Linked DNA regions of Mus musculus: regions 1, 2, 3, 4, 6 and 7 are each linked to region 5. Evidence: chromatin loops called from intact Hi-C (ENCODE). Cell type or tissue: left cerebral cortex. All regions are shown on one strand.

Evidence for each region. A loop is a pair of places that touch in the nucleus more often than their neighbours do. Peaks named below come from ENCODE experiments on the same cell type or tissue, not always from the same donor. Only the 100,000 strongest peaks of a DNase experiment are listed, where the experiment ranks them.
Region 1: a loop joins it to region 5, with 9 times the contacts of the local background. A loop is called at or near these places in 33 of 42 quality-filtered maps.
Region 2: a loop joins it to region 5, with 2.3 times the contacts of the local background. A loop is called at or near these places in 9 of 42 quality-filtered maps.
Region 3: it touches region 5 in a loop (5-fold over the local background); 13 of 42 quality-filtered maps call a loop at or near these places.
Region 4: it touches region 5 in a loop (2.2-fold over the local background); 10 of 42 quality-filtered maps call a loop at or near these places.
Region 6: it touches region 5 in a loop (4-fold over the local background); 19 of 42 quality-filtered maps call a loop at or near these places.
Region 7: a loop joins it to region 5, with 2.8 times the contacts of the local background. A loop is called at or near these places in 5 of 42 quality-filtered maps.

What each region holds. Positions count from the first base shown.
Region 1 is chr13:113,335,550-113,339,549 of GRCm38, forward strand. The region is part of intron 5 of Cspg4b (chondroitin sulfate proteoglycan 4B); the gene reads left to right. Among named protein-coding and RNA genes, the nearest start is that of Gm41070, 27 kb to the right of the region's middle. In left cerebral cortex, a CTCF peak has its summit at 1,800 (motif pointing right); DNase peaks (open chromatin) are centred at 1,822, 2,536 and 2,709.
Region 2 is chr13:113,415,953-113,419,952 of GRCm38, forward strand. Gm41071 (a long non-coding RNA gene) reads right to left here. Exons shown (of 3, transcript XR_873978.1): 3 at 3,598-4,000. Among named protein-coding and RNA genes, the nearest start is that of Gm41071, 6.0 kb to the right of the region's middle. In left cerebral cortex, no CTCF peak of the experiment used is centred here; a DNase peak (open chromatin) is centred at 2,377.
Region 3 is chr13:113,044,497-113,048,496 of GRCm38, forward strand. All of the region lies in intron 2 of Cdc20b (cell division cycle 20B), which reads left to right. It overlaps Gpx8 (glutathione peroxidase 8 (putative)), which reads right to left and starts at 1,892. Exons shown (of 3, transcript NM_027127.2): 1 at 1,676-1,892; 2 at 936-1,197. The coding sequence starts at 1,879. In left cerebral cortex, CTCF peaks have their summits at 2,162 (motif pointing right) and 3,363 (motif pointing right); DNase peaks (open chromatin) are centred at 1,919, 2,184 and 3,432; H3K4me3 peaks cover 1,399 bases.
Region 4 is chr13:113,490,691-113,494,690 of GRCm38, forward strand. The region is part of intron 1 of 4921509O07Rik (RIKEN cDNA 4921509O07 gene); the gene reads right to left. Among named protein-coding and RNA genes, the nearest start is that of 4921509O07Rik, 10 kb to the right of the region's middle. In left cerebral cortex, no CTCF peak of the experiment used is centred here; no DNase peak of the experiment used is centred here.
Region 5 is chr13:113,617,189-113,621,188 of GRCm38, forward strand. Snx18 (sorting nexin 18) reads right to left here and starts at 1,376. Exons shown (of 2, transcript NM_130796.4): 1 at 1-1,376. The coding sequence starts at 1,207. In left cerebral cortex, a CTCF peak has its summit at 1,528 (motif pointing left); DNase peaks (open chromatin) are centred at 335, 510, 932 and 1,457; H3K4me3 peaks cover 1,472 bases; H3K27ac peaks cover 1,369 bases.
Region 6 is chr13:113,264,841-113,268,840 of GRCm38, forward strand. No RefSeq gene overlaps it. Among named protein-coding and RNA genes, the nearest start is that of Cspg4b, 26 kb to the right of the region's middle. In left cerebral cortex, CTCF peaks have their summits at 601 (motif pointing left) and 1,988 (motif pointing right); DNase peaks (open chromatin) are centred at 574 and 1,968.
Region 7 is chr13:113,407,744-113,411,743 of GRCm38, forward strand. No RefSeq gene overlaps it. Among named protein-coding and RNA genes, the nearest start is that of Gm41071, 14 kb to the right of the region's middle. In left cerebral cortex, no CTCF peak of the experiment used is centred here; a DNase peak (open chromatin) is centred at 2,279.

The DNA.
Region 1 (4,000 bases), 280 kb before region 5:
AGAGAGAGAGAGAGAGAGAGAGAGAGAGAGATTGCCTAAAGGTCTTCGAACAATGTAGTCTTGTGCATTGAAATTTTGAAGCACAATGATAATATCTATTATCAATCTCAACTTAATTTCAAATAGAAAAAGAGCCAAGCAGCAGCCAGGAATTAGCCTTCGTCTCTTAGAAAGTCTGCTCTAGGCAGTTCACAGGATCCAAGATATGCTATTAGTTTCTGCCCCCAGTTATCTTTGTTTTCAAGCTATTTCTCCCTTTCCCACCAGAGTGGCTGGCAATGATGGCAAATTAGCATGGAACAGCTAAGCGCATTGACCACACTGCAGGGAGTGTCATGAATCAACTCCCAATAATATTAAAGGATTATCAGGTCTGTCCATTTTTCTGGATGTGAATGTGGACAGCATATGCACTTAGTTAAAGCCACGGCTAACTGAGCACACTGTCTAGTAGCAGATGTGTGGGTAGTTCCTCTCAAATGTAGGGATCATTTCTGACAGCAGCATTTCTTCTCTTTATTTCAGAGCAATTGGTTGATGAAGATAATGACCACTTTCTGGTCACACGGTAGCTAATACTGCTGAAATGTTTATTCTGTGCCTGGTATTGGGCTCAGCCTGTGACACAAGCCTTCAACAACTCTGTAGGGTATCGTTTTTATTTGAAAAAAGGGGAAAACTATAGCACAGGAGACTCTTGGCTAAGATTGCAAGAGAGACAGACTGGCTGACAGACAGACAGAGCCTCGGGGATATAGCAGAGTTAAGGTGTGAACTTGTGATCACAATGAAGCACTACTGCTTTCTCCTGCACAGTTACAGTATAGGAACCCAAGAACCTGGAGGAAGTATGAGCTTCCCACAGAGTTAAGGGTAGGGGTGAAGTAAAGGGCTGGGGTGTGGCTTGGAGGTAAGCTACTTCTATAATGAGCATGGTCTGGGCTGGAGAGACTAGTGGTGGGATGTGTGATATGGGCAGTAGATATGACTAGCCCAAATAACAACATTAAGCAGAGAGAGAATCTGGGACAGAGGCAAAATGTGACTTCCACAAGGCCTTCAGATTTATGGGTTTTTAAAATCACATTGATTTATTTGGGATATACGGTAAAGGGACCACACACACACACACACACACACACACACACACCATACACAAGTATTGATGTCAGAAGACAACTTGCAAAGAGTTGGTTTCCCCTTCGACTATGCAGGTCCCAGGGGCACACTCAGACCCTCAGGTTGGTAGCAGGTACCTTTTCCTGACCCAGATTTCATGTTCTCTCCAATCTGCATTTTATTAAAGCTTTCAGGTGACCTTATATGGCTTTCTTCCTCCCAGTCTTGCCAGGGCCTGTAGATAGCAAGGGTGTCCACCCCAGTCTGCTTTGGAGAAGAGCGTGGGAGAGGTGGGAATTGATCCTGGTGGCATGGTGGACTCTGGTTGGGGATTCAGAGCAGAGTCTAAGCATTGCCTTCTCTGGTGTAGGGTTTCAAGTGAGGCCTTTCTCCTGCAGGAACAAGACACATCCTTAAACTGCAGGGCTGGCGGGCGGGCCCATCTCTAAGGGAATTGGGGGCCATGAATGGGGTCATTTATTTGTGCTCTGACAAAGCAGATTCAGAGTTATGCTATCCCTAGTGACTCCTTTGTATTCTGCTCTGAAATCCATCCTTCTTTTTTTGTTGTTGTCGTTCGATTTTTAAAATTACTTTATTAGATATTTTCTTCACTTACATTTCAAATCCATTCTTAAGAGTGCTTTTGAGTTTAAGTGGTGTTTTACACAGGCCACATAAAATTCTGGCCACGAGGGGGCTTCATTTTCCCATTTTTCAAAAAAGACCTGTAATATAATACTATAATGCTTTGCCTTGTTTTTACTTTAAAGATAGGCTTGGCTTGGCTTTGTATGGTGCTGGGGATTGAACCCAGGACCCAGTGTGTGCAAATCAAGGACTGTCCCTTGGAGATACACCCCCCACACACACTTATTTGTTTTTGGCAATTATTTAGAATAACTAGAAGGAGCTTTGCAAACCAGGTGCAGTGGAAGCGTGGAGGCTGTAAAAGTCAGTGGCCTTCCAGAATGCCACACAGCAGGGCAGCTCATCAGAGTACTCTATACAACTCCCCTGAAACCTGATCCAAAGGCCAGAGTCTTTAAATGTTGATAGCACAACTATGATGACATTGGGTAGACACAGTTGGTAACTCAGGAGGTCAGCCTCTCTTCCTCTAACAAGCAGAGGTGAATTTTCGTGTACTACCCCCAGGGGCAAGTGCGGCTTGTCCTCAGGGCAAGTGTGGCTTGTCCTCAGGGCAAGTGTGGTTTGTCCTCAGACACTTGCTTATTGAACCTTACATAACTTTCAAATCTGGCTTCAAGGTTGAGCTCATTGCTGTCCCTCTCTCCACATATCTGAAGTTACTGTGACCCAATGCTGGGCTCTAAACTAGAGCTTCCCTTGAAGCAATGGGACTGCTAATTGAGCTAGTGACAGGTTCCCCATTTGTTTTAGAAGGTGGTATATTCCAGAGGTGACAGGGGAAAGCAGTGTTTGGCCTTAGAGGAACTACAGTGGAAAAATAACTCTTCTAAGCTCCTGATTGGGAAAAAATAATCAGGGTCTACAAGTTACAGGAAGGAAAATGACAGCACATTCTCAAGTTAATTTTCATTCCTGAAGAAATAAAAATAAGCTACAGGGAATGATTTAAAAATGTAAAGCCTGAAACTGGCAGTCATGGTACTGTTAAACAGGCCCACGTATATATTTTATAGAAACCGTGGCTTTTCCACAAGTTAAATTAAGCCTACGTCCTTGTAATCTGAGCACACTGTTAATTTTGTATTTCCAGTAGACACTGAAAAGCTATTGTCCTTAGACTGAGAGAGAAACAGTCAGAAATTAAGTTGTTAACAGGTAAATGCCCCCTCCCATGATGGGTAATGTGAAGTAAAGCAATATATGCAGTGTGTGATAGGAAATAGCCTTCATGATGTTAATGGAACTGGGCTGGCTTTAGTATAGTGTTAAAGTAGAGTAGTGTTAAAGAACAATACACTCAATGGCTTGAGAAGATGGCCTACTGATTAGGACACTTTCGGCTCTTGCAGGCTGCAGTTTGCCTTCCAGCATCCACATTGCAGAGTTCAAGACTACCTATAACTCTAGCTTCAGGGGATCAGATTCCCTCTGCTGGCTCCCCAGGGCACCTGCACACATATGTGTATGCATAGACATGCATACATACAAATAAAGTAAATCTAATATTTTTGGAAGTTACATTTGGGCTGAGTGTGTATCTTTGGTGATACACACACAGAAGAACCTAGCTTGCCACATAGTACCATAACACAACAGCCAGATATGGTCTTATCCTCAGAGCCAAATCTTGTGAAGAAAATGGGCTACCCAAAGCTAGTATTTACTAAAGACTTGCTGTATGTCAGGTGAGGTTGTGCTAAGTACAACATAGATAATATCCCCATTATTCCTTTTTACTGATGAAGAAATTAGAACCCAGAGAGATTAAGAGATGTGGACAAGGTTATATTGCTAGGAAATATGAACACAGTGACTTGAACCCTGGTTATCATTGGACAAAACCAAAATCCAATGTTTTTGCACAAAAATAATTTGAACTCAAGAATTTGAATTTTTAGCAGTGCTGTTTTTATTGGCATGAGTTATTCTTCAAGATAGTGAATTGCCTTAGTTGCGTTCGTATTGCTGTGAAGAGAAACCATGACCAAGGAATCTAACAAAAGAAAATGCTTAACTGCAAGTTTTTGAGTCCAAGGCTCCACCTCCTAATCCTTCCCAAATAGTTCCACCAACTAGGGATCAAGCATTCAAACAGATGAGTCTATGGGGCCATTTTTATTGAAACCACCACAGTAGCCTTATAGAGTTGAACACAGATTTGTATGTATAAGTTCTGGTGTGTGTGTGTGTGTGTGTATTTATGCATGTGTATATAAATTTTATGTAT
Region 2 (4,000 bases), 200 kb before region 5:
CTGGAAGAATTCACTGTGCAAACCTGCCTGGGTCTAGGCCTCTTACAACATCATCTAGCGTGAAGTGATCTGAGGATGGCCCCGGGGCACAGTATAGCATGTGGCATCACTCAGTGTGGGCAGGATGGAGAACTTCTGTGTGTCGGAAGTAAATGAAGCTTCCGTGAAAGGATATTCTTTGATACTAATTTTATTTATTATCCTATTAACTCAAATATTCATACATATGCTGTATAATGGATTATATATATGTGTGTATATGTATGATTACATTTGTATGTTTATATATGTGCATATATGTGTATATATACATCCCTTTCCCCACTTCAATGAAGTATAGTAACATTATTTATTGACACCTTTTATTAAACTAACATCATAAGACCCCATGGATTCTTTGACACAATCTCTTTTTCAATCAGTTTGGGTCAAAACACATTTTCTGATCTGTTCAAAGGCAACGTGGACACAGTGGTTAATGCCATTAAGTAAGCTGTTTCATTATTGGCTTCTCTACAACTCTCATCAGGACCTTCACTTACTCTATAGAGTCACTGGAAATATGTATTGAACCACTGAGAAAAAGCAGCCATCTTGGTCTCTCCTGATCTCAGCTCTTCAAGCTAGTGCTGAAGGTCCCTCCAGAGGCCCACAAGTCCTCAGCCTGTGGTGCTACTGGGTGGAACCTTTACTAGGCAGTGCCTAATAGAAGTAAGTCGAGTCACTGAGTGTGAGTTCTTGAAGGAGATACTAGAACCCCATTTCTGTCCCCAGCATGTACAAGCTTACTCCCCAGCTTGTAAAGCTATTTTGGGGAGGTCATGTAGCCATTAGGAGCTGGCAATGTAGTTCACTAGAGGTAGATTTTTTTGAGGGTATAGCCTAGGCCTTGTTTCTATCTAGCTCTCTCTGTCTTCTGATCAGCCACCATGTTAACACGATGCTACTCCATGCTCCCACTACCAAAGATGAGCCTACCCACCCCATGACAGACTGTTGTTGGTGTATACTTTTTAAAACCTACTTTAATAAGGGTTCCTAACCTCCCTTCTAGCCCATCACCCACCAGAGGTAGTTGAAAAGAAAGATTAGTAAGAAACGGGTAAAGTAAACCTGTTTAGAAATAGTTCTTTGGGGCTATTCTAGTCTTTGTTGTTAGCAGTCCAGTCCTCTAGTAAAATACCAACACAAGTCAGCAGCTGCAGTCCAGTCCACTTGGCAACCACCAGTCATGAATCAGCAAAGGCAGTTGGATCCAGAAGAAACCACAAGGCTCCACCAACCATCCTGAGTCCTTCGAAGTGGCAAGAAGCTGCCAGAATATCCTGAGATGGTCTTTGGCGAGTTATTCTCTATGAAGTCATGACGAGAGAAACAAGCAATGCAATGCAAGCTGAACCAATGCCAGAATCTCCTCCCACTGTCTGTGGGGTCATATTTATATTCTTTCTAAACATCACGTGTCCTCTCACATGTTTACTTCAGCAAAACAACTTTTTACCTATCTGCTCCAGCAAAACATCCTATGACATAACTGAGGTTCCAAAGAAACCAGAAATTTCCACTTCAGACTATGCTGTGAAACCTTGAGCCAAAAATTAATCTTTCCTCAGGTTTGGGGCACAGTGATGCACAAGTGACTTATGCAGACCACAATGATATCTACAACGTCACAAGGTCTTCTACAGCATGCCCTTCCCCCTCCCTTATGAAGAAATGGTGACTAACTGTCCTTCCTTTGAACCTAAATAAGGTTGTGGTATATTGTTATAACAGAGCAGGACACTGGGGTCCGTCTCATAGAAGTCTGAAAGGAGTTGTGATCATGTCTTGTCACAGGAGCAAGTGTGTGCTTGAAGACCTGAGTTGCCATGTCTAAGAAATAGGAAATGTCCCTTCAAAGCCATCATCCATGCAAAATGATGTCATTCTAGCATGGCTGCTTGGGGGGTTGGAGACCTACACTCCTGCCAGTAACCTGTCTCCCACACTCTGTAAATTGTTGTCTCCTTAGTGGAAACAGGTGGAACTAAACTTTGTTTTATTACTGAGACCTTAGAAGCTGGTAGATGCTGCCTCAACTCCTCTCAATGCAGGGAGAAAGCCCTCACAGCGTTTCTGTACAAACACTTTATTCCCTATTGCAGTAATTGCTCCTTACTAAAATCTGTCTTTGACACCTTAATCAAACAGTGGCTGGCTTTGTGTATCTTTGGCACTGGTCCAGCCTTTAACTAAGTGAGAAACGGCCAACCCTCCTCGCTGACTGATTTTCGCACTGCGTAGTCACTTGCTGTGAAATCTGGTTCCCTTCCACTGGAAGGCCCAACATTCTTAGGCCATTCACAAAAGTCCCCTGGACTTCCTGGGCCTTGACACAATTTACTGCACTTCTGTGCCGAACACAATCTGCTGACTCACTGAAAACAGCGCTCGTTTATAAACAGGAAGCGGAGCATGTGGCTGCAGACATTGAGCAACAGATGGGGATTGTTGAATGTGGAGGAAAAAATAAATAAAAGTTTGAATTTAAAAAAAAAAGAAAGAAAAAGAAAAAACTGTGCCCCTAAATAAAAACTCTGTAATTCATGGAAATACAATCCATCTATTGATCCTTTATTAACTATTTACATAAGAGGAATTTTTAATTGGTCAAGCCAAGTTGGTGAGTTGGGCAGGCTGTATGTATTTACTGTGTCCCTAGATAATGTGGCTTTTGCTTTTATTTTTTCTTTCTTCTCCAACCAGCACTTTCAAGGCCTTCACAGAAGAGATGTGGTTTTTTGTTATTTTTGTTTTTTTCTTTATGCTCTGATACACTGCCTGCCCAGGCTGGAGCTCTAGACTTGAATATGGGTGATTACAGTCTCCACTAGGGAGATATTAGACCGTGGCAGGCAGCCATACTGACTTGGTAAGCATCAATAAGAGGGAGACTAGCGTGAATCAGGCATGTGGGAACACAACAGAACAAGTTCCCGTGGTGTTTCTCTGCTGGGATGGGTTTCTAGCAAACTGACTCAAGAAAGTAGAATCAGTAGTCAAGGAAAGACCAGGGTAATTAGCTTAGGAAAGATTATATTTGGGGACTTGGCACCAGCCATGTATTGGAGCAGAGGCAGCTGAGTGATATTTGGAGTCTTTCCCCTGGTCTTCCACCCCATCAGCCAATGGACAAGGGTAGCCTTGTGCCTGGGATATTAGGTTCTTAGTAAGCAGTGGCCAATGCTTTGCATTGCACACAAACACTGTTTACCTTAGGAGGTAAATAGCGGCAACTCCATTGAGTAAATCAATACTCAGGTCTTTATCAAACCGAACAGAGCGGAGCTGGGATTGCAGCTCACAGGTGCCTCCTTGCACAGCACAGATGTGCCCGATTTATTGCTGAACTTCTAGAGTAAGGTATGTCTCTTCACACGGACACTCTTGACAGTGGTGCTTAATAGTCGAATGCTATCTACAAGTTAGAAAACCTTATTTGACTTTCCTTTAGCTTCTTAAAGAGCAGAGGGCATTTGTTCTTCTATTATTTGCAAAGGAATGCGGTCATAGAAACGATAAACACCAATGATGTCCTATTGCACACATGTAAACTGATTTTGCACAATCTTTATTGTATATTGGATAGTACGGAAATACTGAGAAGTCTAAATAGATCCAAAGCAACCCTTTTCTGTAGTATTTGGTGTGTGTTTCTGTGTGGCAGATGCATGTGCACACGTGAGGGAATATAACCAAGCAGGCTTATAATATCCAGGGCTCTGAGTTGGTCCACTGCAACATCTACCTCATCTATGAACTGCTGGAGAGCATGAAGAGGCTGGTCCTGTGGATCCAAAGCTGCAGGATCTCCATGACACAGGGAAACAACAGGACATCCAAGAGGAGGCTGATCCAGTATTGATGATGGAGCAGAGGCCAGAGGACTTGAGCCAGACTCATGACCATGAATATTTACAAGTAAATTCTCAATACTTTATTTCCAACCTCTAGGTTC
Region 3 (4,000 bases), 570 kb before region 5:
CTGGTCAGTGGTGGAGGCAGAGTTGATACCTTCTTCCGGAATCTAGACTTTACCTCTAGGTTCTTACTCTCCTGTCTACGGTCAGTGAGATCTCACATACTGTTTGTCGCATTTTTGGTTATATGAGGTGAGTTAGGTTCCACAAGCTCCCCCCCTTCCCCCCCCCCCCCCCCCCCCGCTCCCAGTAAGAGCTGTAGAGCTGTAGAGCTATAGTGTTTGACAGAGTTCTTGTTAGATTTTACTTGGATGCTTTGCTCAAGAAAGAGTTCCTGTCCTACCTTTTCTGTATACCCCAGAAATAAAAGCCACAGGGTTCCTGTTCATTGTCTTACAAGTGCTTTAGCTTGCTTTAAATAGATGGCCGTGGAAATAGATTCCCGTGGCTACTTTAATTATAGAGGAACCCTCACATGACTGGGTTTTGAAAATAAGTTATTTTGCTTTGGATCTCTGCAAAACCCTGGCAAACTGACAGGTCAACCTTGAGGATAATGACTCAGATAAAGAGGCCACCATAAAAGTAAGCATAAAGACATACTCAGTTAATGATGTGCTGCCATCAGGTATCCCTGAAGTGTGCAGCATTAGTACAAGGCAGGGAGACTGCCCCAAAGGGCAGTTAGATTACTGGAGAGTTGAAGTATCTGGGAAAGCAGGCATGGCCACGCTTCACATTAGGCCTTCACCATGATGGTCACAGGAGTAAAAACATATCAAAGTAGAATTCTTTACCATCCCAGAAGTCAGAACATCGAGTTAGAAAGTGGCAAAGGGCGAGGTTCTGGATCCTTGACAGTTTTATGAAAACTTCCCAGTAAAATAAACGAAATATGAGCTCTAGCCCTAAAAGTATCTATTTATCTTTCTCTATATCATTCATATGTAATGTATGAAATGAGAAGAATGAACAACATTGAGGCAGAGTAGATATTTACCAACAATAAATCTAAACGCAGGTTCTGCTTCCGGCCCTAAAATCTTAATCTTGTGGAAGATGGGGAATGTGACTCCGTAGTTCTGTCTCGCAAAAGATTCTACCTCCTTGCTGGACTTGGGCTCCGATTCTCCAAACTGATTGCACGGAAAAGCCAGGACGTTGAAGTGATAGGGCCCGAACTCCTTGTGTAGCTCCCTGAGAGTCTGGTAACTCTTGTCTGTGAAGCGGCAGTCACTAGCCACGTTTACAACCAGGGAAGCCTCCCGGAAAAAGAAAAAAAGAAAAAAAAAAGACCCACCGGAAAGAGAAGCAAAAGATTAAAAAAAAAATCTTCATACAGCTAAAATCCTAAGCCATTTTGGCAGACTACGAAGTCTGATAGATTCCATATTTTTAGACAGATCCAACTTTATTGAAAACCATAACCCAAATGAATGGTCGAAGACTGTGACAAAGTTTTAGTTAGGTTATGTAAAGAACACTCTTAGTAGCGGGTCTCAAAGCATCTCCTAGATAATACAGCATCGTTTCCTCACAAAAGAGAAGACAGCTTTCGAGAAAAACAGTTGCTTTGTGGAGTGGAAGTTTAAAGCTCTTAGAATTCTGATAACTAAAAGGACCACTAACGATATTACTTTGAAGACTACATTCCAACTTATGGCTGTGCCGAACCCCACTCTATGCTGAGAATAAGTGTCAGGGCCAAGGAACAACAGAAATAAAAGCCGGAAGACTTACTTTGCCTTTGAACTTTTCCAGAGACACGGTCCTTCCTTTGGCATCCTTTACTTCAAAGGAGTAGAAGCTGTTGGTTCTCGGCTTCAGGAATTTTAACTGAAGGAGAAAAAGCATCACGGTGCACAGAACCATAGAGAGCAAAACTGCAAATATCTTTGCTTTGGGCCCGGAACATTTTAATGGGTAGGCAGCGAAAGGCTCCATTTTGGACGATCCTGGGAGTCTCAGCAGGCTGGAATGCAAGGCGGGGCTGAAACTTGAAACCCGCCGAGCTTAAGGAGAGCCGGAAGGGGTTACAGACCCTTCGGCTGCTGAAGAGCAGGAGGACCCTTCCCAGAAGAATCAAACGAAGTCAGAAAATCAAAAAAAAAAAAAAATTGTTAACGTGGCTGCACTTTAACTTTTTTTTTTTTTTTGATAGAAGAATTCTATCGTTTTAGTAGATCCTTAAGACGCCCCCTTCTACGAAAACGTTTTACCAGAAGGTGGTGCTCTTGTAACTTGGAAATGAGTGGTCATCGGGCTGCTCAGCATCCCGTGTGTTCACTGAGCAATAGATTGGCTGTGGAGGACTGAATAACACCCAGAAATGGCTTAGAGTGTAGATTAATGTGGTCTGTTAATATGACGTGTGACCACAAAGAACTTAAAGGTTTTATGTATTTATTGACGTACTATATGAATATAGAGAATATTTATAATAGAGCAACGAAGGCTGGAAAAGATCATCCTATTTATTCTGACGTCATCTAGTGAAGGCAACCAGATGCCAGGAGAAGACAGCAAAAATAGAAAGCCATAAAGGCATAACACCCATTCTCTATTAGAAACCATAGCAGCTATTGTCTTCTTCAATTTTGTCTTTGTCACTGGTGAGATAGTTTACAACATAACATGCACACACACACACACACACACACACACTCACACACACAGAGGCACACATTCACAGGCACACAACTCACATACACAGATACACACACACAGACATCCACACACAGGCACACATATGCAGATACACACAGGTATACATATGAACACACAGGCACAGACATAGGCACATACACACAGGTATACACACATATACATAGGCACACACCCAGATACACCCATATACACATATCCCCATACATACACATATATACACACATTCCCCCCACATATGCACCCTCACACACATAGCCCCTCATATACATATACATACACATACATATACATACACATATATACAATACACACTATAGATATGCCCACATGCATACACACGCACATATATCCCACTGATAAATTTCATGAAATGGTTCTTTACCCACTCTGTAGTCCTGACCATTGCACTTCTGAGACAGCATGGTTCTGACCTATGAAAATGACTCATGGATTCCAAACTGTAGATGAAAAAATCCTGGGCTCTGTATTAAAGCACAACCCTTGCAGCAGAATTCAAATATTTAAATAGCAGAATTCAAGCACAAGCCCCAAATGAAATCCGCAAACCCACATCTGTGCGGACACACTCATTAGCTGCTGTATCTTTCATCTCTTTTCTCTTTGGCTATAGCTCACTACCCAGGGCCTTTGCTCTGAAGAGCATAGTTACTGGGGGTGGACACTGGAGGCAGCTGAGGGCTGCATATCCCCAGCCTCCTTAGGATTTGCCCTGTTTACCACACAGGAAATTCTGGACTAACATGACATCCACTTGGTGGCACTGCACATTTCTAGGAGGTCTAGACGCTGGCTTTCTCTTGCTCCTGGTGCTTTTGAGCACCTGTCCCCAGCTTCTGTTGTGTGTGGGGTTGGGTGTAGTTGAGCAAAGGTAGTTTAGGCTTGAAGTTAGGTAAGAGGATTCAATGGTAGTGTGTACTGGTAATCCCAGCACTGTGGCAGCTGAGGTAGGGGGATCATGGTTCTGTCTCCAGTCAGGGTTACACACAGAGAGCCGGTCTCAAAAATAAAAACAAGAAAAACAAAAAATTAGAAAGCAACCAACTAACCACTACCATTTCCACTACCACCATCACCACCACCTCTTCCTCCTCCTCCACCCCCACCACCATCACCACCACCTCTTCCTCCTCCTCCTCTTCCATCACCACCACCACTATCACCACCACCTCTTCCTCTTCCTCCTCCTCCTCCCCCTTTCCCACTACCACCACCACCACCTCCTGTTCAAAGGACCCGCCTTCCACCATGTCCTTTGTTACTCTTTTGTTACTCAGCCACTCTGGCCTCACTCTCCATTGGGCTGGGACCCTTGAACCTCTTACATTACCTTCACCTAGTCCACCCAAGACCTCTGGACTAAGAATTTTCATAGCCTCC
Region 4 (4,000 bases), 130 kb before region 5:
CCCTAGAGTCTGAGGCCAAGGAAAACCAGGTCACACAAACCCATTACTTCCTCCTGGACATTACACAATTGCTTGAGCCAAGTTGAAATGCCTTCAAGGAGCCACGATAAAAATCATTTTAACCCCCTACGTTGTCTTAAACTGCTAGAGAAATTTTAGCACGGGTTTTGTTCCTTTTTTTTTTTTTCTCTCTCTCCTTTTCCTTAAACACTTAAATGCTTTTGGAAAAATCTTTTTGCTCTTGGCTACCAGGGCAACTACTCTGGGCTACACTGGGCATTACTCTGGGCGCTCAGAAGAAGTAAGTCTTTAGAGTATGCATAGATCTTATGGTAGGAACCAGTCTCTGTCCCTCTTGTCTTCAACACAGCTTTGTCTGGTTATTTTTTTTTTTTTATCATAGCTGCTTTCATTATTACTCTATTCTGCCTCTTTCTGGCAAAGCCACCTAGCATATTTGTTGGAAGCAGCTGGGATTGCCTTAGTAAATGTTCTGGTTACAGAGAAAGAATGTGACGATTTAATCTCTTTCAGGACAGAAAAGGCTTTCTTTAAACCTCCTATCCTTTTTCTCTTGGGCCCTCAGAATTGAGGTTAATGTTGCCCCCCCCCTCGCCTCCCCCAAATATTTTTTTGTATGAGGGATTTTTTATTCTGTCAAATAGATTTATTTCCTTATCAGGCAGAAATGTGGGTACAATAAAGAGATCTCATTGCATATGACTCTGTACACGAGGTCTAGGGTGCCATGCCACAACAATATTTGGTTTTACAGATGATTTAGGAAGACTTTTGTTTTGTAGCACCTGTTGCCAGGCACACAGACACACTCATGCCCCAATCTTTACATTAGTGTTATGTGGGATGGCTAAGGTTTCAGCATCTAACCTTGGTTTTATTAAGTAACAAACAAACAAACAAATCGAAGTCATTTAAGAGTAAGCCAATACATTCTTAAGTTTAAAGGAAAAGACACAAAACAGGAAGAGGTCAAAGAGCTTTGACTAAGAGATCACACCCATGGAGTTAGCAGCACCACATAGCTGCCTCTTGTCCTCACTCCGGTCCCTACATCAACCTAAAAGCACCACCCTGCTTTCCAGCATCACTCATTATGGCTTTGCCTCTTTCTAGTCTTTATCCTTGGGTATTTGGTTTCACGAGGACCTTTCAGGACAGTCTCACTGTTGTAAGTTGTAAATGTTAGGGATTTTTATGCACACCCCAGTTCCTGAATAGGCATGAAGACTGTATTTATTTATAAGCTTTTGGCCTTATAGCTAGGCATTGTTCCCCTCGTTCCTAGTTACCTCTCCTTTCTTCTCAACCTGCTTATTCCTTCGTGTCCGTCAGGATGAATCTTCCGTGCCTGACTCCTTCCTGGAGTCCCTCTCCCTCTCTGGAAGTTCCACCGTACTATTCTGCGTATTGCTGTAGGTCATAGGCTTTTTATTTTAACCAATCGGAAGGTGACAGAGAATATTGTCCAGAAAATACTAAGGCAGGAGATGGTTACCTAAATCAGTCAGGTCTCTGCTGGTTCAGAAACCAACATTTGAATAATACAAGGATAATCTTTATACAATGCACAAAAACATTACTCCAACAGTAAGTAGCAATTATATGCTTTAATTTTTATTGGTCTATATTGCCATTACATAAATATATGTAATGCATACAACAATACATGTGTTGTACTCATTTCTGCTAGTTTTCGAATTTAGTTATTTCTAATTCTTCTGTACACTTTGATCTTACAGCCTTTTCTTTTGCTCCAGGCTGTAGTGGCAACAACTGCTCATAGCTCCAGGATTCCCACTGGGACTCTGGCATTACATGGCTAGAACCATCCAAGTTCTGGACAAGAGAATGGAAGACAGAACACACATGCTAGTCGGTTAGAAACTGCCATAAGATATTCTGTTCACATTTCATTGGCCACCATTTCATTGGTCACCTGGCCAAATGTAATTGTAAAGTTGGGACATGATCTCCATAGCTAAATGTCTGTCTTAGTTGAGGTTTCATTCCTGTGAACAGACACCATGGCCAAGGCAACTCTTACAAAAGGACAACATTTAATTGGGGCTGTCTTACAGGTTCAGAGGTTTTAGTTCATGATCATCGAGGCAGGAGCATGGCAGCATCCAGGTAGACATGGTACTGAAGGAGCTGAGAGTTCTACATCTTAATCTGAAGGCAGTCAGGAGAAGATTATAGTATCCAGAAAATACATCAAAGTGAGGTTCAAAATTATGGGGAATTTACAGATTCAGATCCTAGGATTTGCCCTCTTCTCAGCATGAACAATCTGATAGTTTTCCGGAACGGCTAGCTTGGTGGGATTCACCCCCAGCCTTGGGTAAGTGTTAGAGTAAGTGCTGGAAGGAAGAAGCAGTGTTACCACAATGCCTCATTTCTAGATGGCTCCAAATTCTTTCCTTTGCAAGTTTCCCACTGGGAAGAGGGGGAGGGAGGAGGGAGAATGACTACACAGGGAGGAAGTTACTCTTTCGTTATTATTATTTTTGTATTTTTATTAACACAGCCTTTATATCCCGATTGCAGCTACCCCTCCCTCTTCTCCTCCTAGTCCCCGCCCCCTCTCTCCTCCTCAGCATCCACCCCTCTCCTCTTCTAAGTCCTGCTATGTATCAGACTTAATTCTAAATGCTTGAGGCACTACTCTTTCTATGGAGGCCACATGCTAATGTGAAAGAAACTTTAAAAATGTGTACTTTGGGCTAGCAAGATAACTCAGCGGGTACGAGCCCCGGGTTACATCTTTGGGATGTAATATGTAATATGTAATAGAAAGAGACAATTCTCCCTTGCAAGTTGACCTCCACACATCTACCATGGTGCACATGTGCACACACAGAGAGACACACATACATACCATAAATGTAAATTAAAAATAATTAATGTTGCTTGGCGTGGTGGTGCATGCCTTTAATTCCAGCACTTGGGAGGCAGAGGCAGGTGGGTCTCTGAGTTCAAGGCCAGCCTGGTCTACAGAGGGAGTTCCAGGACAGCCAGGGCTACACAGAGAAACCTTGTCTTGAAAAACCAAAAAAGATAAAAAGTAAAAAATAAATTAATGTTTATATTATCTAGCAAGAGTTAATGTTTATAATTTCTATGTGGTGGAAAATACTCTGAAGAGCAAAAAGGAGGACAGCACTAGAGTAACAGGACTCTTTAGCTCAGTCATTAAGTTTCTGCTAAGTGGTGATAACTGACTTCATGGATTGACTTCATATTGCTGCTGTAACAGATTGCCAGAGACTTGGTGACTTAAAATACGACTACACATTTACAGATATATAATCTCATAATTATGCAAGGCAAAGGTCACAGGTCAAAGGTCCTAAGTGTGTCTCACTGGGCCACAATGAAGCTACTGGAAAGCTACATCCTTAGGCTCCAAGAAGAAGCCAAGTCCTTCTCTTTGCCAGCTTTAAGAGGCTCTTGCATGCTCTCCTTAACCAGTGACCTTCCTTCTCCAGTGAAAAGCCACAGAGGGTTTCCAGGCCTGTCTCTGCTGCTGCTGCCCGCTCTCCTGTCCCCTCATAATTAGAGTCACCCTTGTGAGTATGGGGAACTTACCTGGGTGTTCCACGCTCATCTGCTCAGCTCTGGATGCCCTACCTAACAGCACCTGCAATTCCTTGTGAGGTAATGTAATTTACTTAGAGGTTCTAAGGACCAGGAAGTGGGCATCTTCGGGGGCCATGCTTCCACTTTTCTCAGTCCCACACTATGAACCCTGGCAGCCGTGCAACAGGACGAACATGAGTGAAGACCATGGAGCAGGATGAGCGAGAGTGGAGAGTGGACTTTCATGGGCGCAGAGATATGGAGATAGGGCCACATCTCTGGAATCTCATTTTCTAGAATTTGGAAAGGAGGTTTACATTGTGGACCTATCATGTGTCAGAAGTAAAACATCCTAAGTCACACAACAGCTGTTCCATTCTTGCTCATAGAAAGAATGACT
Region 5 (4,000 bases):
TCAGAGTGAGGAAGAAGTTGGCGCCCACCATCTCATCCTTCTCAGCCTTCCGCTTACCCTGTTTCCAGGCCTTCTCATCAGTGCTGCTGGGGCAGGTCAGGAAATGCTGGAAGACGTCGCACTGCGCCAGCACCGGGTGGCTGGCCATGTGGTTCATCCACCAGATCAGACCCTTCCTGCGTTTGGAGATGAAGTCCTCTTCGAAGCGCCCGGTGGCCTGCTTCTCAGGCAGATGGGGCACCGAGATGACTGGGAATTTCTCCGCCAGGCGCGCATACAGCCAATCGAAGTGCTTATAGCGCCTGTGCACGGGCACCTGGGTATGCGTGGGCACCAGCTTGTAAGAGATGTAGCTCTTCATGCCCTTGAACTTGGTCTGCTTGGTGGGGTCGTCGATGGTGCACTGGAAGGGGTAGGGGTTCTCCTGCCACTCGGGGCCGTAGGGACCCAGCACCACGCACAGCTTGTCCCCATCCTTCACGAAGCCTGACGCCTCTCCCAGCACGAAGGCCTCCCCGCCCGACTTGACGAAGGTGGAGAAGCGATTGAGGTTGCGGCTCACCGTGGCCGAGCTCTTGGCTCCAGACGCTTGGTGCGCCGGGGGCGCCGAGACGCCGCGGGAGCCCAGAGACAGGTCCGAGCGGGTGGACAGGCGGTAGCGGCCGGCCGCACCGCCGCCCGCCGACGACGAGCCGTCGAGGTCCGGGTACGCGCCGCTGCCCAGCGCGCCTGGCTCATCGGCCACCGTGGAGCTGTCGTCCCACTCGTCGTCCCAGTCATCGTCGCTGCCCAGGCTGGCCTGGTATCCACCGTAGAGCTGCTGGGGCGACGGCTGCAGGGCGCCCCCGCCGTAGGGAAAGCCGGCGCCCGGCGGCTGGAAGGAACCGGGTGACGCCTGCGGCTGCAGCAGCGGCGGGAAGGCGGCGGGTGGCGCGGCGGGCAGAGGCTCGAAGCCGCCGGGCGGCACGTTGGCGTAGCGGGCCGGAGCTCCCGGGCCGCCGTCGGCCGGAGGGCCAGGCTCCGGCGCACGGATCACCTGCACGTAGGAGGCCGGGAAGAGGCCGCGGTCGCCGCGGCTGTTGATCCCTTCGAGCCAGCCCTCGATGTCCTGCTCGCTGCACAGGCTCAGCACCTCGTGCTCCCGCAGGGAGATCTCACCGGGGTTCTCGGACTTAAAGTCGTAGAGCGCCCGGGCGCGCAGCGCCATGGTCCCGAGCCCGGCGCCCCGAGCTCGGGCCGGTCCGAGGGCCCCTGCAGTCAGGATCCCCCCCCCGAACGCCGAAGGGAAGCCTGGAGGGCAGCGCACCGGTCCGCTCCCCGCTCCGCTCTCGCCCTCCGTGCAGCTCGGCTCGGCTCGCAGCAGCGACTGCAACTCGGGGCCGCCGCCGGCCGGGGGCGGGGCCCGGAGCGCCCACGTCCCCAGCAGAGCTAATCCATTGCCGAGAGCCGCGTGCCAGACGAGAGCAAGCGACGGCCGAGCAGCCGTGCCTGCGCCGACTCTGCGGCCGCCGCTGCCACCTTGTGGCGGCTACGGAAAAGGCGCGCGCTTGAGTGACCACGTGGTGGGTGGGAGGCTTTCAGAAGTGAATTATCTGAAATTGTTTAGATTTGTACGTTAGAAAATGTGGGGTAGGGTTTTTTTTGTTGTTGTTCTTTTTTTGTTTTTTGTTGTTTTTGGGGTTTTTGTTGTTGTTGTTTTTAAATAGATTATTTATATCTACGATAGCCAGCTGTTACTTCTCAGAGTAAATGCTCTTAAAATGACCTTAACCCAAGCTTGTAATAAAGGCGTTCACAAAGAAGATTAGCTGTTGCACTGATAAGTACGTCTTTGCCAGGGTTAATGTGTAGTAACTCACAAGATCCTCATCTTGTCACTAAAGGTGCGGTTCCCTTCCTTCCTGTACTCTCTGATCTTGTACACAAGGAGTGGAGCCTGGAACAAAGCTGGAATTCGGGAAGATCCTTGTTTGACCAGAGGCAAGGGTGGTGCAGGGAAAGAGAGCTGAGAAGTCTCCAGTGAACGTGCAGAGTTGGGTGCTAGCACACGTGCAGCGAATGAAAGCTCAGGCTTCAGGGCCCAGGGCGCAGGAGCCAGGCTCGGTTCTGGCTCTGACTGGCTGTATGACCTTGAGCCTGTCACTTGCGCTGTCCTTATCTCTGAGAGTTTGTGGATTGTGTGATAATGGCTTTCTTATCTTACAGGTGACTGAAGTGAAATGCTAATATACTCGGTAAGCACTGTCCACTTGTTGGCTGCGGCTGTTATGAGGGGAAACGCGATCTCTGGCCTCTTTTCTAAGAGAGAAAGAAGGGTCCTAGAACTAGTTATAACTAGAGCTGTCATAGGTGTGGTACGCAACAGGCTTACAACTTTACACTTCCTCCTAGGTCATTGACAAAACCTCTCCTTTTCAATAAATTTATGTTAAGTAGATCAAAAATCACTTCCTGAGAGTTTAATAGACGTATGTCAATATCCCGTGGTTGCCTTGTTTCAAATCTTTTCCTTCAATATGTAATTTGCCCAAGGCTTATTTTCTCACGCTCCGCTTACTGAGTCTAGCCTAATCCTTTGAGGATACCTCTAACTGGAGTTCTACAGTCACGTGTCATGAATTTCCGCCTGCCCTCTGACCCCTTCTATGGCAATCCAGCAATCAGACCAGAAGATTCCATTCTCCTAAGCACGGCAGCTAACTTAGCATCCTGTTCAAAGCCACTAACGAAAGTACACCACACTCGGCACCCGCACTGGGCCTCCTATTGCACAGCCTTAACTCAATCTCCTGAGCTCTTTCTGAAGTGCAGCAAGCACTTTCAGCTCAAAATTCCGAATGTGACGATTGTCGTGGAGACCAATCAGTGAGATTCAACTTGCCATAGTCGGAAACATAAAGTCAACACCAACTGAACAGCTTAAATTATGTATGATCCATGAGATATTCACCTCGGATGGTCCAGATAAAACACAACGGATTAGTCAGTAGTAAACTTTAAATTCGAGAGTTAGTTACAGTAACTTCAGGCTTATCTCAGGTATAATGATTCCATGAGTTTACGTGAAAGTCTGTTCAAAAGGGTTGTGCAACTGCAGAAGCGATTGCTAAGGGTCTCCGCGTGTTGGGGGTGTGTGTGTGGGGGGGAATAGTGATACCCCGAGTGCGCATGCTCTCTACCCCCAGTGCGCATGTTCTAAGTGTGCATGGCTCTGTGAGTGCTCAGCCTCGGAGAGAAAGGTTACAGACTTGCGTTCTTGAGGAATCAGGCTTTGGGAGGGAGGGGACCAAAACTGCCACGGTGCTTGGCCCTGTGGTCAGAATGGTAGGAAATACTCTACCCTAAGATGGTCTTGGATATGGAGAAAATGTGTTTTAGCATGAATAACTTGCAATCGTTCACCTATGGAAGTAAATATATCAATGCATTTATAAAAGATTTGTCTAGAACACAGCTTAAACTGTGGCTTACAACCCCATAGAGAGTCCACATAGCTGAATGAGAAACTCATGACTCGTGACAGTAACATTTTCCCGGAACAGGCAGCGAACAAATATTTAATTCAGCATCAAATACATAATGAGTCTGAGGTGATTCTGGCCAATGCTCAGCCATATCACGAGCCCAACGTCACTGCAGCCTTGGTTTCAGACACACAATAAGCTCACCTTGCAGGATGCAGACCATCAGACATGCCCTTGAATAGTGCCCAAGGGTCCCCAGCTGTGATTTAAGACAACTGTGTATTATGAGCAGCAATGTTTTTAGTGTGAATATAAAGTTCTCTGCTCTTATAGAAGCATAATAATAAGAGAGAGAGAGAATAGTTTCTTGCCGCCCTTCCTCAACATGTATGTGTCAAATCATCTTTAGGCTGTGTTCAGAGTGTTTGACTTCCAGCTGTTGTTTGAGTTACTTAAGTTTGTAAAAACTTGTTAAGTGAATTTTGGAGTCAGGCATAATGGCGCATGCCTTTAATCCCAGTCCTTCGGAGGTGGAG
Region 6 (4,000 bases), 350 kb before region 5:
TCCAGCAAATTAAAAGAGCTGTGTCTGAGCATCCCTCTGCAGAGCCCTCAAAAATATTTGGGGATTTCAAGTCTCCCTAGACTCTTTGGCTATTTCTGGCCAGATGTTGAAACTTTGTTGGACAAACAATGCTTGTTCAAGAGGCTAAGGTCACAATCAGGTTGTTTTGTTTTGTTTTGTTTTGTTTTGCTTTGTTTTGTTTTTAGAAGAGCTTAAACAGCCAAATAAGCAGAAGGCGTAGCCCTACAGAACCCAAAGGGCTTAGGTAAGTGAGAAGATGCCTGTAAGTGAGAAGATGCCTGTTATGCAATTTGCTCTTGTTGTCTCTTCTGTCCAAATATACAGAGCCTCTTTTGTAACACAACAGCCTTCTATTTCATTTGACTGGATAAAGCCAGCTTTGTACAAGGAAATTGAGAGCTTGTCAACTGAATTTTGCCTAACCCCACTAGAACACAGACTAAACCGCCATTTCTGTTTCTTTTCTTAGAAGTGAGCTCTAAATTCGGTTTTATTTCATAGCATGCACTGGGCATGGGACTCGGTCAAAGATGACACTTTAAGGTACCAGATTTTCATCAAACAAATGGCGCCCCCAAGTGGCACAGCTTGTTTCAAGATCCAGCATCGTTCGGCGGTTCCTTGGGAAACCAGTCTTTTCCTTTTTAGAATGATTATTTCTGATTGTGTGTACGTGGATGTGTTTGTGTATGGGTGCCAGCCGGAAGCCAGAGGCACCGGATGCCCCTGGATCAAGAGTTAACCGATGTTTGTGGTCCACTTGACGTGGATGCTGGGAACCCGGCTCAGCAACCCTGCAAGAACAGTTAGTGCTCTTAACTGCTGAGCAGTACTTCCAGCCTTTAAAGTCCTGATTCCTAGAAACTGGAGAAATTATTTTGAAACAAGCACATCATCGGTTAGGTCTCTCACCACCATCACCTCCGCCGCCGCTGCCGCCGCCACCACCACCACCACCACCACCACCACCACCACCACCACCACCACCGCCACCACCACCGCCGCCATCATTACCAGCATTTTGTTTGCTGGCTAAGCATCCTCCCTATTATCAAGCGACATCTCCAGCCCCAATGGTATATTATTCTTTAAGATGGCTCTGTGAATTCTTCAACTTTAGCTTTTAGTTTCTGGAGAGCTTGAGATGTTTCTTCCTCCTCGCTGCCATGAGAAAGTAGCTTAGATTCAAACGCTGATGTTAGTAGAGGCATCTAAACTTTTGATATGATATCATCTACAGATGTGTTGGGACATATTCACAGCTATTGCGGGATGCAGGCAGCCCAAAGGCTGAAGCATGGACAAACCTGATTGGATGGTTTCTCATGTGAAGGGCTAGGCTAATCTAGAATAAACATTCCCAGTTGAATTAACACGTAGGCAAAGAGAGGACGCTAGAGAAAATGGGTAATAATTTGAATCAGCATGTGCAGGCCTTGGTCTTTCTGCAACACGTGTGGTCTTAGGAAGGAACAATGGCTTTTGCGTATGTGGGTGGTAAACGATGCTGAATGCCTTGATTTAGACTGCAGTGCCAATGATGGAGTTACTGGTGGAATGAAGAGGCACGTGAGCTGTTCTTTCTCAAGGCTGACTTTGAACATCAACTCTCTGAGGCAGCGCAAGTTGATGGAAAACCATCCAGCAGACCTCCGTTCTCCAGTGGACTGGGAATGAAGTCAGTGGTAAGATGGAGCAGCTACGGGGTGTGGCTACTCTCATTGCTACTCTAAGGAGAACAAGGAAGTTGCCGCTGTGCTGGCTAGACCTGTACAGGTAGCCACGCTGATATAGCAGACAGCATGGAGGGCCTATGCTTCATGCTTTAGTAAATGTCTAAATGTGTGTTTGAGGGTCGGGGGTGGGGGTGGGGAGAGAAGGACAGCACCCGGAAAGGGTAAGACATACTTAATAACTCTTGCAAAGACAATACTCAGCTGCACTATTCACGTTGTCCACTAGAGGGCGGGCCTACTCAGTATTCCCCATCTGGAATCCCAGAAGTAGATAGAGTTCACTGTCTATACAGAGTATCAGGGTTCCTGCAGGAAAAAATATCCTAATATCTCCGACCAGATATCATTCTTGTGACATGAAATCTCTATCTTGCACAGTGCAGAGTATTTATCAATATTTTTGACCACGAAAAGCCAGCAGACATGACAGTAAATAATCTCCAATTGCTAATTATATTCTGGGGAGGAAAAATTACCCTTAACCGACAATCATTTGCATATTGTATTTCAGACTTGTGTATTAGTTATTCGCTGTTATAAGGCTCAAACATCTCTTTTCTCAAGACTCTTGTTTAGCCAAGAGCCAATGAGCAAAGCTGTAAAAAGACACAAGTCTCCACAATTTCCCAGATACAGGGGGTCTGATTAGGGCTGTCATATATGATATGGGGTTACATCCTGTTGGCACTCACTATGTGCTCTCTGTGTCTTTCAGAGTCTTCCTCCAAGAGTTCAGACCACAGGAAGCAAGGTGTTTTGTAAATTGACTTTACACTAGGGGTTGTGGTCATTTGGAATTTGACATCAACCACTGTGTTGATGGATGTGTGCATTTAAAATGAGGAACTGGCCTGGAAGAGAATATTGTGTAAGAAAGTGAGTCTGTAGTGTAAGAACTGCAGGGCCCGCAGAATCTGAAGACAGAGCTACTAATAGTATTTATCCCAGAGAGCCACTAAGTGAATTAAACACTGTACACGTGTCTGGAGAAACGTGCATACTTTTGAAAGTCTCCCACCCACAACACACACACACACACACACACACACACACACACACACACACACACACACTGTTTCTCAGTGTAGCTCTGGTTGCCCTGGAGCTTGTTCTATGGGGCCAGCCTCTCCTGGAACACAGAGATCCACTGATGGCAGATGGAATTAGAGGTGTGTGCCACCAGGGTCTGGCCCAGCATTGAAATGTCTTTTGTTGTGAGGGAGTTTGGCAGTTTGGAGACAAAGTTGCAAGGTCGACTTCCAATTAGTCTCCATTGAAAGGAAGATGGGTGCTAACCATGAGTGAACAATATCATGGTTTGTTTCTATTTTAGCAACAGTCAGTGCCATGTTGTCTGTGTGTCAAATTGATTAAAGATGTTTATATAACAGAGATTACGGTAGTATGTGTTACCACAGAAACAGAAGGAAAAAGTGAAAGCAGCTAGGTGTGTACCTCGAGTCCCCCCACTGCGGATCAAAATAAGCTCAACAAAAGCATCAGCTCACGGACCTTAAATACACACCATAAAGTATACCCACACCACAACCCGTAGACACTTCATGACTACCATGTATAACATTATTTCAGTATTCATTCTAGTAGTGATGCATACCTCATTAATTCATGGACATATAACTGACTACGTTGGATTCTAAATGGCAATCTAAATCTCCATGGATAATTCCTTGTCTCTAATCTTTAATCATTATTAACAACACTTCAATCTATTCAAGGCAATCTACTTAAAAAAAAAAAAAAAACGTAGGTTACAGCAGTCAGAAAAAAATAAAACTAAAAGCCACCCAGAAACAGTCAGAAACCCATGATCAGCACTGCCTGTCCTTATGTTTAACACTGTGCTGGCTTTATTCAAAACACAGTTGCACAAGGGTATCAGCTCCAGGGTCTTTAAGGACTTCACACACTATATACACATATCTTGCGCGTGCCCTGACTCGCCAGCAAGAACGACGCTGCAACAGGATCCTTCTGTACACGTTTATTGGGAGAGCTTGATTGCAGAGGCGAAGAGACCCTAAGCCCAGAACTGGTGCTGCTTATATAGGCCTAGGAGAGGCGTGTCTCACACCTGGATTGGTTATGCATGGGTTGTGCTTACCACCTCATTTGCATGCCTACATCTGATTGGTTAACTTGTCTCTCATCTGATTGGTTAACTTGTTTCTCATCTGATTGGTTAATTTTGGTTAATTCTCAAAACCTCATCTTGGCAAAAAAAC
Region 7 (4,000 bases), 210 kb before region 5:
TTGCTGTCTTGGGCCTGGCAGGGTTCTCTAACCCTAAGTCTCTTTCTCTGCGAGGCGAAGGGCAAAGGGCTTTGCCCTTCTTCTTTGGAAATCAGCTTCAAGTGTGAACTCCTACCTGTTACACATATTAACTCTGCAGATGAGAGGTCACCGATCCATACATGCACTGGGAGATACAGCCTAAAAGCTAAGTAGCTACCAGGCCTTAAGTGCAAGAGATGTTTTAAAACATTTTTTCATTAAAAATTGTTTGTTGCTGGGTCTTTAATACCAACACCGGGGAGGCAGAGGCTGGTGGATCTCTGTGAGTTCGAGGCCAGCCTGGTCTAGAGAGTAAGTTCCAGGGCAGCCAGGGCTACACAAAGAAATCCTGCCTCGAAACAAACAACTGCTTTGTTACATTTACGTACTTTTAAATTGTGTGTTTGGGAGTTAGAGGATGTGCCACATCACACATAAGGAAGCGACAAGTCAGTCCGCTGCTCACGTGTAGTCCAGGGATTGAACCCAGGGCATCAGGATTGGCAGCTATCGTCTTGATCTTGTGAGCCATCTCATAGACATGATGGGAAAAATTTTAAATGTAGATTAAATCAGTTGTACTAAAAAATACGAATCTAATAAATGACCACTGTGCTCATTGACACAACAACAATGACGTATGTTGCCTGGATATGGCAAAGGTAGATCCTTGAGTTTAGAGCTTGCTAAAGAAGACTCAGGATTACATACTCAGCATTGTGACTTGCAGGCCATGGAGGACACAAGTGTCTCGCTTTGGACTCTAGAATAGCTCCACTGTCCCATCAGGGCTCTGGCACATCCTCTCAGCTTGTTAGCATAGTATCTGTATGTTACCTACTTTCCCCCTCTATTGACATCCGGATTCCCAGTCAGTTCTTTACATATTCTGCTGTTCTTGTTAGTCCTTAGCAATGAGTCCTGTAACGTTGGCTTAGTCTTCTCAAGTACAAACTTGGGACCCGTGTCCACCTTCTACATGGTTTATTCAATTTATACTTTTCTATGTCTAGGTGCCTTGCTGGACCCAATGGGATTGTGGGAATCTCAAGCTAACTAAAGAAATGAACTCAGAGTTCCTCTCAACCCACCTCATCTTCTCAGCAACCCCCCAGAAGATGCATTGTTTTTCTGGGCTAGTAAACTGAGGTCCGGCAAGATGCTTAGTCCATGCTTGCCCATGATACAGAGAATCTAATGAGTGAAGAGAGAGCCAGGTTACCTGAGAGCTTGCTGCTGTTGAGTGAGGATATTCTCTAGGGCACACGCTGTGGGAAGGCATGCATGGGGTTACCAGTCACCAACTTCTTGTCGGTCCTGCATATAGCAGCTGCTGTTCATCTTGGCACTCGTGAGACTGCTGTGCCCTCAGTCAAAGTACTTTTGGCCTTTGAGTCTTGTCATGGAGAAGTTGGAGCTAGGCCTTTGTCCTCTCCTTACCTTTGAGACTCTCCTGGAAAGTCTTTCTCCTCTGTATTTTGTGTCTCCTGGACAGTTCCTCTACAGGGGCCTCCTCTTCTTGATTCAGGGACATGGTGGGACCCAGACCACACAGAATAGGCAGCCCCAAAGTGTCATCTTGTGCTGGGAGAGGGAACAGGGATGCCTATGCTGCTTTGGTTCCAGTCCTGATGGTCACACTCTCAAAATGGCCTCTGGCTACAATTGGCAAACATAACTTTATGTGTGTTGAATCTGATGTGATTTCAAAATAGAGGCTCATGTTCTATATTATTTGTATTTCCTTTGTTTTTAGTAATCCATTCTTATTATAATTTTATAAGAGCTTTGGCCCATTGTGAACTGGAGAAAAAGAAAAATAAAACTGGCTCTTGAACACAGATATGTTGAAAAACCCCACAGATACCAAAACCAAGAGTTCAGAGTTGATAGGCCTTGCCTCTGGCTTTTTAAGTAACCCCACGCAGAAGTGGGGAGACCCTGACCTATGGCTGCTCATGGCCTTTCTGGGATGCTAGGAGGTGGTCCATATAATATTTCCCCACCAAGGGCAAAGCTTTCTTATTTCCCATTCTGCTTCTCTTCCTATGCCCAGAGCTGCGCCAACCTTGCTGCTTCTCAATGAAAGCTTTTAAGGAGTTCTTTTTTTCTTTTCAGTCAGTATTTTTCATGAGAGTGCATGCTCCTCACATATTTCACATGGCCTGAATTTTTTATGAATCCAAGAACAAATGTATTTTTGGCTAAGACCGACACATATTTTTGGAGTCGGAGGGCTGTACATTTGTCTCCTGGCAAACATAATGTGAAGCAGATGGAACTGCATGCGGCACGCTTTCATTCTGCAGTCGGCTTCGGGTGTCCTGCTGGGAAACTGCATCCTTTAGGAAGTCTGTTAACACTTCCATGGAAACTGACGTGGTACCCACCGCCTCCTCCTGGAGGGATACATCACCCTGCTAACACAGAGCGAGTCGAGTGACTCTTCAGATTGCTTCTGGTCAGTGGTGTTGTGACCTTTGCTTTACTTGGAAGGGAGCTTTTGAAGTAGACTTGACCAGTGAGCGAATGAGGGAGAGGACGGAGAGTGTTCCTGGCAGGGAGCTAAGTCCAAAGCCTCAAAGGACTGCTGTGATCAGATAAGAACAAGCCCCCCCCCCCAACTATTATTTCCATGTCATTTGCAGTTTTGTGATAGAGCAAGGTAATGTCCCAGGGAACCCTGCATTGCACAGAACTGGACCAGTCCAGTCCACTCAATGGGTTACTTATCAATAATTAGATTCAGAAGTGACTTATGACGTCGGATAAGTCATCTTGACACAACTCCAGTGTTTGGGTCTAATCTTACTTTGGGCCATTTTTGGTTTCGTTTCTCTTTATTTTATTTTCAGGCTCCCACTATGAAGCCTAGTCTGACTTTATAATCCTCCTGCCTCAATCTCCTAAATGGGATAATAGACCTGTGCCACCTTGCTTGATTCTTTGGGCCACTGTTGCCCCACTATGTATAAAAAATAATTTCTTGAACAAGTGAAAAATAAATGAAATTGAGATCCAGAGAAAGTAAGTCTTTTGTCAAAAATGAGAGTTCAAACCATACGTAGTGAGGAAATTTCCAAGAAGGCCAGAAGGCTTGGTTTCAGTGATCACAGATCTTGGAATTACCCTACATTCATCAGTCTAGACTTGGATTGACTTGCCCTTGGCTACTACACAAGGTAAAACCTTGCAACCCATGGGCTAGGTTTGGTTCCCAATGGACAGGAATTCTGCTCATTTCTACCAAGAGCTCTTGGATCTCAGTATGTCAAAGCAGTTTCGGGTGACTGTTGTGTGATCATTTCACATTATCTTGTTTTACTCAAGGAAGTAAAAGCTCTTGATGGAAGGCTAGACACTGTTACCATGCTCCAAGGCAGAGGTCTGTTTCAACTCTGCTGTGACTGGAGCTAGGCTGGCAGATTTCAATCTCTCGATAAAATAAGGGTAAAGAAAAGACTGGTTTAAACATCTTACAACAGGCTAAGATTTCAAAAGTTTAACAGTTTTGAGAGAAAAGAAGAGTCAGGATGTGAATGAGGTCAGGGGGTCAAGTGGAGTAGGCTTGAGGGTCCCTGTATCTGGGGGAGGGATGAGTTGCTGTGGCTGGTTCGTGGCTTCACTGTTACTAGTGGATTCCCTAGACTTGGCCCTTGCCTGGGACAGTAATTCATTTATTATATGTACCTTAAGTTCCCACCATAGGTGGACCATCTGCTTTCTGCTGTGATTTAAATGAAAAGGAGGCTGTCTTTTCTCTCATGGGATCCATGAGATCATCCATGGGATATTGTCAAACTAGAATAACTCTCCTTGGTAAGACCTAGTTGTCCTCTGAGATGTCCTTTGCATTACTGTTACCCATTGAACTTCCAGTAGTTCCTTCATCTGTTGGCATCTCCAGCATCCAGACCATTGCCCTTTAGTATCCATGGGTACTCAGCCCAGGGAGTGGCACTATTAGAAGGTGTGGCAT